Regions from separate parts of the Homo sapiens genome. Here region 2 is linked to region 1. Evidence: read pairs that join two places in POLR2A ChIA-PET (ENCODE). Cell type or tissue: endothelial cell of umbilical vein. All regions are shown on one strand. Links, peaks and the distances in the headings refer to the core of each region. The heading gives the core; the rest is flanking DNA.

Evidence for each region. ChIA-PET counts read pairs that join two places held together with the same protein. Peaks named below come from ENCODE experiments on the same cell type or tissue, not always from the same donor. Only the 100,000 strongest peaks of a DNase experiment are listed, where the experiment ranks them.
Region 2: POLR2A ChIA-PET joins it to region 1 with 6 read pairs; 2 of 35 experiments call an interaction of 5 or more read pairs at or near these places.

What each region holds. Positions count from the first base shown.
Region 1 is chr14:93,315,433-93,320,814 of GRCh38, reverse strand. The region is part of intron 1 of BTBD7 (BTB domain containing 7); the gene reads left to right. Among named protein-coding and RNA genes, the nearest start is that of BTBD7, 15 kb to the left of the region's middle. In endothelial cell of umbilical vein, for the core only: no CTCF peak of the experiment used is centred there; DNase peaks (open chromatin) are centred at 2,204 and 2,744; H3K27ac peaks cover 1,927 bases.
Region 2 is chr14:93,225,690-93,231,071 of GRCh38, reverse strand. UBR7 (ubiquitin protein ligase E3 component n-recognin 7) reads right to left here. Exons shown (of 11, transcript NM_175748.4): 11 at 1,857-4,129. The coding sequence ends at 4,037. Among named protein-coding and RNA genes, the nearest start is that of UBR7, 21 kb to the right of the region's middle. In endothelial cell of umbilical vein, for the core only: no CTCF peak of the experiment used is centred there; no DNase peak of the experiment used is centred there.

The sequences.
Region 1 (5,382 bases), core at 383-5,382:
TTCTCTGTGTGTAGAGGTTTTTTAAAGTATCCCATATTTTAAACCTTGACTGTTACCTCAAAAAAAAAAGTGGTTTATCTGTGTCCAGTAGTCACATGGTGGATAATGATGTAAGGCATGCACATTGTGTTCATGTGTTTGTTGGAGAAGTTGGAATGTCATTATACTTCAGTAGACTTTTCAAATGAAAAATCTGAAAGCTACTTCTAGCTGTAATTCTGCTGTAATTCTCAATCAGGTCAGTAGACAGAGAACCAAAAAAGTCTTCCTCCTCTCTGAATGTTCTTGCCAAAGCCTGACTTCTTTGATTAATCTTTCTTTTCTGTATTCCTTACACTCTATTACAGGGCTTCTCAACCTTGGCACTCTTGACATTTGGGGCCAGGTAATTCTTTGTTGTGGAGGACTGTCCTGTGCCTTGTGAAATGTTTAGCAGCATCCTTGGCTTCTACCTGTTAGAGGCAAATAGTATCCTTCCCCTTTCCCCTGTCCAGTTGTGGCAATTTGAAATGTCTCCAGACATTGTCAAGTGTGGGGGTTAGGGAGGGTGGAAGGGGAGAACAATCACCCCAGTTGAAAATTGCAGCTTTCCTACATCATTCTGTCCACTTACTCATTTGTTTTAATATCTTCCCCTCCCTCTCACACTTACCTTTTCAGACTTCCTGCCTCTCTGCTACTGCCTCATTTCTCTGAACCTTTTTGCAGCCATACTTCTAAAAAAGAATTGTAAAACATCTGTTCTCTCCAAGTTTTCACTTGCAGTTCAGTTTCCTCTTTTGAATTCTATTGAGACCACATTTTTCTAGTTTTCCTCTATCTCTCTGGCCGTTCCATTTTTATTTTCTTTATCAGTTCTACCTAGTTGGACAATGGCATCATCTTTGCCCCTTTCTTTCTTGTTCTCTGTTATTCAACTCTCAAGTCTTCCTTTCTTGCCTCATTTCCTAGTGCTTAATGTTGTCTCTCATATGTGTTGTCCTATTCATTTTTATTTTTTTTGGTAAGAACACAATATGAGATCTACCCTTTCAACAAATTTTTAAGTATACAATACATTATTGTTGACTATAGGTACAGTGTTGTACAGTAGATCTCTAGAGCTTACTCATTTTGCTTAACTGAAACTGTATGCCCGTTGATTAATAAGTCTGCATTTCCCCCCAGCCCCTGACAACTCCCCTTTCACTCTTCGATTCTATGAATTTGATTATTTTAGATACTCACTTATCATTCTGGGTAATGACCAGGCCTAGATAAAGACCTCATATAAGTGGAATTATGTAGTATTTGTCTTTCTGTGACTGGCTTATTTTACTTAGCATAATGTCTTCAAGGTTCATCCATGTTGTCACCATATTTCCTTCTTCTCTGAGGCCAAATAGTATTCCATTTATGTATTTACTACATTTTCTTTATTCATTCATCTGTCAATGGATATTTAGGTTGTTTCCACATCTTGGCTGTTGTGATATCTATTAATTGTTAAGCTGGTCTCTGTATTGAAATCTCCTTGCCTATATTTCTCCATAGTTTAACATCCTGCAAGGACCAGAGCAGATTTTGTCTGTTGTTTTTTGGTTTTGGTTGTTGTTATTGTTAGAGACAGTGTCTCATTCTGTTGTCCAGGCTGTAGTGCAGTGGTGCAGTCATGGCTCACTGCTCACTGTAACCTCAAATGCCTGGACTCAAGTGATCCCTCATCTCAGCCTCCGGAGTAGCTGAGACTGCAGGCACACACTATCACACTTGGCGAATTTTTCTGTTTTTTTGTAACAGCCTGTTGCCCAGGCTGATCTCAAACTCCTGGGCTGAAGCAATCTGCCCACCTCGGCCTCCTGAAGTGCTGGGTTTACAGGCGTGAGCCCCCGCATCTAGCTTGCACCTCATTTATTAAGGGTTCGTTATGAGCCAGGCACTCTTTAAGGTCTTTGGACTATATAGTTACTGAAATAAGACACAGTCCCAGTACTCCAAGAACTTAGTCTGTTTGAGGACATGGAAATTTTAATTCATTGCTCTTACAGAGTGAGTATGGAAATTGAAGTGTATCCCAAACTTTCTGGTAGCATATAGGAAAGGGATGATTTCTCAGTTTGATGTAAACCTCATTCAAGTGCCACTTCTTACATGCAGGCTATCCTGGTCACTACCCAGTCTGATTTGTGTTTTTATACTCTCCTTTACTCAGTTCTCTTTCTTTTCCAGCCCCCAAATCATCAGCATTTCCTATGACTCAACACTTAGCTTTTCATTCATTCTTCTAGATCCTTTTCTTTAGGAAATGGATTTAATTTCAAGGGTTCAGCTGAAACTTTCAAATTTGTAGTAGCTCCAACAAAACATTTTATTGTGAAGTAATACACATACAAAGTACATTAAATAAATCTAACTTAAAAAAACATTATTTTAAAGCTGACATCACTCTGGCCATGAAATAGAGCACTGTAAGTATTCCAAAAGCCCCCCTCATGCCTCTTCCCAATCATAACCACTTTCTTCCTCCTTTTAAAGGTTACTGCTATTCTGATCTTTATGGTAATTTCCTTGCAGATTTTTAAAAATAGCTTTATTCTTGATTACCAGCTGAATATTTATCCCAAAACAATATAATGTCATTTTGGGAGGACAGTAGAGAAAGACATTTTATCATATCCCGTTTTGTGCCTGTATTTTGAATCCGCAAGATCACCCCCAGGTTTGGTGAGGAGGAAGCACAGAACTCAACATATAGTATGACTCAGCTAAGAGTTACTACAGCAAAAAAAATACAAAGCGAAAATGCCCATGGGGCAACGTCCAGAGGAAACCAGGCACAAGCTTCAAGAGTCTTATCCCAGTGAAGCCGCGTAGGATGCATTGACTTGTTACAATCCTTGTGAAATGTTGTCTTCCAGGGAAGCTTATAAGAGACTCACTGCCCAGGGTGTTTATTGGGGTATAATCACATAGGCACCCTCTGTCTAGCTTGTACCAAATTCCAAGCTCCCAGAAGGAAAGCAGATATTCAGCATAAACCATATTGTTTGCACAAACAGTTTAGGCATAGTAAATCACCCTTATTAAATAGTCAGGGAATTATGGGAACACTCCCAAAATCCAATTTCCCAGAGACCTGCCAAGGGCCATCTTTGCATGCAGGCCTTTCTAAAGATAGCAGTCTTAGGCCTGCTATGTTGTCTTTTTGGCATAGTACCTTTTGCTGTTTCTGAATTCAAAATTTAAATAAGTAAAAAATCAATTATCACTTTATGTTATGTTCTTTTTTTCTCCACCGTTGTTTTCTTTCCTAATGTATCAAGATTAGCTGGGTGTGGTAGTGTGTGCCTCTGTAGTCTCAGCTACTTGGGAGGCTGAGTGCTGTAGTGCACAATAATTGCACTTAGGATTAACCACTGCACTCCAGCCTGGGCGACATACCAAACCCTGTTTCTCTTAAAAAAAAAAAAAAGTATCAACATTAGCTCAGTGCAAAGGTTGACTACTATGATATGATTGAAAGTATATTCCGGCCGGGCGCAGTGGCTCACGCCTATAATCCCAGCACTTTGGGAGGCTGAGGCAGGCAGATCACTTAAGGTCAGGAGTTCGAGACCAGCCTGGCCAACATAGTGAAGCCCCATCTCTACTAAAAATAAAAAATTAGTTGGGTGTGGTGGCACATGGCTGTAATCTTAGCCGCTCGGGAGGCTGAGGCAGGGTAATCGCTTGAACCCAAGAGGCAAAGGTTGCAATGAGCTGAGATCGTACCACTGCACTCTTTCTTATGAAGGTTTCTGTGATTAAGTTTGGAAAGGATGAATTAAACAAAGTTAAACAGATTTCTTAACTACAGGACTCTTAGCCTTTTCACAGGAATGTGCATGACTTGGTGACTGCCTACATGTCCTGCCTCATCTCACGTTTTTTTTCCCTGACCCACTTTGCTTACTCTGCCCAGATTTAATCTAGTACTAAGGATCAAATTACAATTGTCTATGTTACATGGGCATTTTCTCAGTTTGCCACAGCAATATTATGATCACTTTACCATCTTGAATATGAACTGTCCCTCCATCTCTGCTCAATTACTGTGTCAGAGCAAGCAAACGTTTTTACTATTTCATTCATAGATTCAGCAAAATTTGTTAAGCACCTACTATATTTGCCAGACACAGTTCTAGGCACTGGAGATACAACAGTGAATAAAAGAAAAACCCTGACCTTATATAGTTTACCTTATAGTGGGGAGTGGAAAAAGGGAACAATAATTAAAAATACATGTTATGCCCAGTATGGTGGCTCACACCTGTAATCCTTAAACTCTGAGAGGCCAAAGTGGGAGGATCACTTGAGGCCAAGAGTTCAAGACCAACCTTTATAACACACCAAGACCTCAACAGAAAAAATAAAAATAAATTAGCTGGGCACAGTGGTGCATACTGTAGTCCCAGTTATTCGGGAGGATCACTTGAGCCCAGGAGTTTGAAGCTACAGTGAGCTATGATTGTGCCACCACACTTCAGCCTGAGTGACAGAGTGAGACTGTCTCTATTTTTTAAAAAAAATTAAAAAAAAAAAGACTGGGCATGGTGGCTTGCACCTGTAATCCTAGCACTTTGGGGAGGCCAAGGTGGGTAGATCACCTGAAGTCATGAGTTCGAGACCAGCCTGGCCAACATGGTGAAACCCTATCTCTACTAAAAATACAAAAAAATTAGCTGGGCATGGTGGCAGATGCCTGTAATCCCAGCTACTCGGGAGGCTGAGGCAGGAGAATTGCTTGAACCCGGGAGGCAGAGGTTGCAGTGAGCCGAGATCACACCATTGTACTCCATCCTGGGCAACAAGAGCAAAACTCCATCTCAAAAAAAAAAAAAAAAAGATACATTTTGCTCCTAGGCATATACTTAAGAGAAGTGGAAGTACATGTCTACACAACTTGTACAAATGTTTGTAACAGCATTATTCATAATAACCAAAAAGTGGAAACAACCCAAATGTCCATCAATGGATGGATGGATGAATGAATAAATCAAATACAATGTGGTATATCCATACAATGAAATATTATACAGCAAATAAAGAGGAATAAAGTAGTACTGATAAATGCTACAATGTGGATGGACCTTGAAAACATCATGCTAAAGTGAAAGAAGCCAGTCACAAAAGCCCACATTATTATATGATCCCATTTATATAAAATGTCCAAAATAATAGAGGTAGAAATTAGATTAGTAGTTGCCTAGGATTGGGGAATTGAGGTGAGTGACTGCTAATGGAACTTCTTTTAGGGGGTGATGAAAATGTTCTACATGTCAGAACCACTGATGGCTGCACAGATGTATCTACAAGTAATATAGTGTCAGTTAAGCACAACGTTCTCAAGAAATTCAGTAAAAA
Region 2 (5,382 bases), core at 107-5,106, 89 kb after region 1:
TCCAACCTAACATCCTCTCCCTCCAATCCCTGGTGTCATCCTGGTAGCTGCCTAGACCGTCTCCAGCTACCTGTCCATGGCACAGCTCTCCCCTGTCCCCAGAATATCTCCATCTTTGAAATGCTAACCTCACTGCCCGCTCTCAGGCCGGATCGCCTCCTGTCCAGAGCCTCTCCCTGGTCCTCCTCTGGAACTCTGGCCTCCTTGCTCCCCTGCCAGGATGGCCCAGCTTCCATAGGTGGCAGCCGTCTCACCATGCCCAGCTGCGACCCATCCTCCCCGCCCAACTCAACCCATAAACAGTGTGTCCATCTTCAGCTTTGGGAGACTGAAGACAGCCACGCCCCCGTGGTACCTGTGGTCCCCAGCCTCCCGTGGCTCGGTGTGCCTGAGTCCTGCGGGTCAGCCTTAACGTGTTCTCCTCGGGGCCACTTTCCGCCCCCTCCTCTCACCTGAGCCGCCCTCCAGCGCACTCCTTCCCCCCACCTCCTCTTACCTGAGCCATGCTCCAGCTCACTCCTCCCCTCCCACCTCCCAGGGAAATGGAGGCTGCCTATGGAACTCCCTCGATTTTGAGGCCTCATTCCAACACCCTCACCCGCATCCCCCACCACCAGGTCTGGTGGTCCTTCTGTCCCATCCTATCCCATCTTCTAACAGCTCCAACATCACCTGCGGTCCACTCTCAGCAATGGCTCCACCTTAAGAATGTGCGTTGGCCCAAGTGTCTCTGAACTTCAACAAGCAACTCCCTGGACTGGCCTTCTGCAGCCGCGCCCTCTCCTTGTCCCCTCACAGTAGTGCCAACTGTGGCCTCTTCTTGCAGCCCACACCCTGCCCTCTGCAATCTGGCCTCTGAACTTACCATGGGTGATGACCGTAAGTCCACATCCAAGGTAGCAGGAGTTGTGGGGAGGCCAAAGATGGGCCACTATACTGGCTTTTTGGGTTGCTTTTATATTTACTTAGAAATAATGGCTACTGTGTAGGGTGGACCTCACATTTTCCTCAGGATGTGGGCTCCAGCCCTCTCTCCCTCTGCATGCAGCAGTACCTGAACACTGTGACTGGTCACAGCCCAGCCCATTGCTTTGTTCTGCTGTTCATCTAGACCCCAATTATTAGACCCCAGGGGGTATGGTGAAGTCGGGGGGATGAAGGAGCTCTGCTCGGGGGACCTGGGATCAGGCTGCATTTTACAGAACAGCAGAATAATGAGCTACCCAATGTCGTGAACCAGTCCCTCTGCTTTGAGGGCAGGACCTCAGGGCAGGAAGAGCTGTTAGAATACACCATTACGTTTCTTTTGAAGGATGAGGTCTCACTCTGTTGCCCAGGCTGGAGTGCAGTGAGTGGCTGGCTATTCACAGGTGCAACCACGGCACTCTATAGCCTCCAACTCCTGGGCTCAAGCAATCCTCCTGCATCAGCCTCCCAAGTAGCTGGGACTACAGGCGTGAACCTCCATGCCCGGCTCTATGCATTTTTTCTTTTTTTTTTTTTTTTGAGACAGTCTCGCTCTGTCGCCCAGGCTGGAGGGCAGTGGCGTGATCTCGGCTCACTGCAAGCTCTGCCTCCCGGGTTCACGCCATTCTCCTGCCTCAGCCTCCCGAGTAGCTGGGACTACAGTCGCCCGCCACCACACCCAGCTAATTCTTTGTATTTTTATTAGAGATGGGGTTTCACCATGTTAGCCAGGATGGTCTCGATCTCCTGACCTCGTGATCTGCCTGCCTCGGCCTCTCAAAGTGCTGGGATTACAGGCGTGAGCCACCGCGCCCTGCCTGCATTTTCTTAAAACCTGCAGAGGGAGGCTGTGTAGACTTAAATATACTAAAAACAATCTGAAAAGCAACTATTTTGTATTGGTTTTATTTAAATTTTACAGAAACCTGATCAGAGTTAAGTATGTAATTATAAGTCCAGTAACAATTTCTACAAAAATGCACATACAATGCCAGAACTCCTTAAAAGCAACTAATATCATATTTGTGTTTTGCATAAAACATGCATTAATATGTTGGCCAAAATCAGTCTCTACAAGAAGAGACAGTCCAATACAGTCAATAAGAAAACTAGTTGTGAACAACAGGTAAAAAAAGAGGTTTCCAGTTAATGTGAAAGAAGGAATAGTACCTTTCATAAAACAAGCCCTTCAGCGCTGAGTTAACTGATCGGTACTATTGTGCTGCACGTAATGTAACACATCACCTCCAAGACTTGGTCCTGATTGGTCATAGGAAGTAAGGGACTTTCTGGTAGTTACATCAGATATTTGAGAAGATTAAAAGTTTTCCGGACATGATGGTATACTAATAGTGCAACCTTGCAAAAAGGGTTCGAAACATTGTCAGACTTGGAAGAGTTCCCCAGCTTGATAAACAACCTCAAAGACACCCCGAGCCTTTGAACGGAGCCCTCTGCACAAGGCCAGCTCAGGGCTCACCAGCATGTCCTGTGGCCACAAGACCTTCCAGCTCCACATACCACCCTTCGTGAGGATCTGCAATTAGGAGCCTGAGTGCCGAAGAACATGGTTGTGCCATTTCTTTGAGGCTTTGACTTTTTATAAGGCCTAGTTCATCTCATCCAGGGATTGGGCACTCGAATGAATACACAGATGCTGGACACATAAGGAGTATTAATATACATGGTGGCCCCACAGCCTGAAATGCTTTTATTAACATACATCAAGGTGTGTCTCCGACTGTCAGGAAAGACCTTGGTCCTCCAGAGGCAGAGAGAAGCTGAGGGTTCTCTATGTATCACAAGGCATTTCCTACATAGACTGAGGGGTGTTAAAGAGATCTCATATCAACTGAAAGGACTTCCCCTCAAATGTGGGGCTCTGTACAACCTTCCATGAGGATCTTCAAAAAAAAGATCTCATAGTCGTTAGGGAAGTGGCGGTGGACATTAACATTATATACACAAAACTCATCATTCGTGCAGCCTCGGGCCTTGTTTGTAATCTCTTCCACAGTCTGTCTCTTCCAAAACAGGGCTCCCTGCCCTGCTTATTTCAAGTAAGCTAAGTCAGGATCTGTTTTCTTTAGCAGATTCAAGGGGGAAAAATAATAATTTATTGGGGTTCTAATAACATTTTCATAACAGAATATCAAAATAGGTCCATTTTTGATATATGCTTATGAATATCCCTGATAATATCAAGAAATCCAGAGGACTTCGTAAACCACCAAGATTTCACAGGGGTGAGACCCGGTCTGTTTTCTAGGCAGCAGAGAAGGGACTAGTATACGGGCAAATGTTCTCCAGGAAGCCCTGTGAGCACTACAGTACTGAAATTCTAATTCTAGTGCCAATAGAATCATGAACGAAAATTTCACTTGAACTGTATTAGTAAAATTCATAACAAAGGCTTGCTTCCTCAACCCTGTCATCTGTTAATCTCTCCGCCTGTGACAGACATCCAGACCAGAAAACCATCAGTCCTGGCTACTCTGGAGGTTGGGCCTAGAGAAAACAAGCCCCAAGATCCTTTCTAAGCTATGACCAAACCTCAGAAAACAGGGACGTGAAAGAAGGAGCAGACCAGGCTTGAGGAAGCTTTGACCCAAGGCACCACGATCATAGGGGCGAGGGGACCTGTAGAGGTTCTAGGTGACGGGAAGAGAGCCTTCCGTGATGCCTGCGGAGGAGGTTCTGGAAGGCAACAGCTCTGTGGCAAAACACACACATCTGGGAGTGAAATAACAGATCATTAAACAAGACACCAATTTGCTTTCTCAAAACAAAATCAAACTTAAAAACTATGCAAATAACCCTGGGTGCACTGGAGTAGGAGTACACTGGAGAAGTCTGTGGAATGAGCTGCATCAGCTGAGTCACAGAGGACGCTGGCTGTGAAGTCAGCATCCACACGGTGGCTACTGCAGCTAAAGAGAATGAAGGGAGCGCGAGGCCTCTCCAAACAGAGGAGGACGGAAAGGGGGCCAAATGTGAACCACACCTCTTTTATTCCAAGAATGGGAAGCGCATTTTCATTGGCTTGAATGAGAAAGCTTCATACTCCACTCTAGCTGCAGTAATACTGCATCCCATCCACTCTTCTTCTCTTTTTTGACTGAAACTCTTCAAAGAACTGCTGAATGTCCTCTCTCTTAACAACCTGTTTTTGAAAAGCAAAGATTATGAAAGAGAACTAAGTAACAGAATCGCAATCCGAGGTCATAGCATTCACAAACAAGTCAAATGATACTGTTAAGAATTATGTTAATGATAACATCTCCATTTTCTATTTTTTTTTTTTTTTTTTTTTGAGATGGAGTGTCGCTCTGTCACCCAGGCTGGAGTGCAGTGGCACGATCTCGGCTCACTGCAAGCTCTGCCTCCCGGGTTAACACCATTCTCCTGCCTCAGCCTCCCGAGTAGCTGGGACTACAGGCGCCCGCCACCAAGCCCGGCTAATTTTTTTTTGTATTTTTAGTAGAGACGGGGTTTCACCGTGTTAGCCAGGATGGTCTCGATCTCCTGACCTCATGATCCGCCTGCCTCGGCCTCCCAAAGTGCTGGGATTACAGGCGTGAGCCACCGTGCCCAGCCTACGCCTGGCTAATTTTTAAATTTTGTGTAGATACGAGGTCTCACTATATTATCCATGCTGGTCTCAAACTTCTGAGCTCAAGTGATCCTCCCGCTTCCTCCCAGAATGCTGGGATTACAGGTGTGAGCCATGACACCCAGCATGTTTATTTTTTACTGAGGTAACACATGCTTATTGTTAAGAAAGAAGGACAGTGAGACAAGGAAAGTGAAGGAAAGAGAAAGAAAAATAGAGCACGTGAATGAATTCGAGCAAAAAGGGAAAGAGATAAAGAGAAAGTAAGAAAGAGGGGTATAAAGTGAAAACTTCCCTCTCATTCCCTAGTAAGTGTGGCTACCATACTCAAAAGAGCAACTTGGAATAATGCTAACTTGGAATAATTTTCTCAGACCAGTAGCTGATACACCAGTTTCATAAGCACCAACAGTAATACTGCTGCTCAACCAGTGAGGAATCCAAACCCCTAACAGATTCAGGATGCAGAGGCTGAACACATCCTGAAATGACTGCAGCTCAAAATTCTAATGTACTTGGCTAAATGGCACGGGAATTTACACTTAACAAAATGCTAATAAATAGGATACTTGCAAGTTGCAAAATGAAGGATCTGTCCCTACCCTGGATTACAAACATTAGCCACAGAAAGCCCGTAAGTAAAAGGAAATATCTCTAGCAAGGATACTGTAGGAGGAGACCTAACAACACACAAATGAGACTGTGCAGCTTTTGGTTTCTGGATATCCTCAAATGGTCACAGCTAACGTGCAGAGTAGAAACGCTAGTGAATAAATACTTGGGTTCAATAACAAATCAGTTTT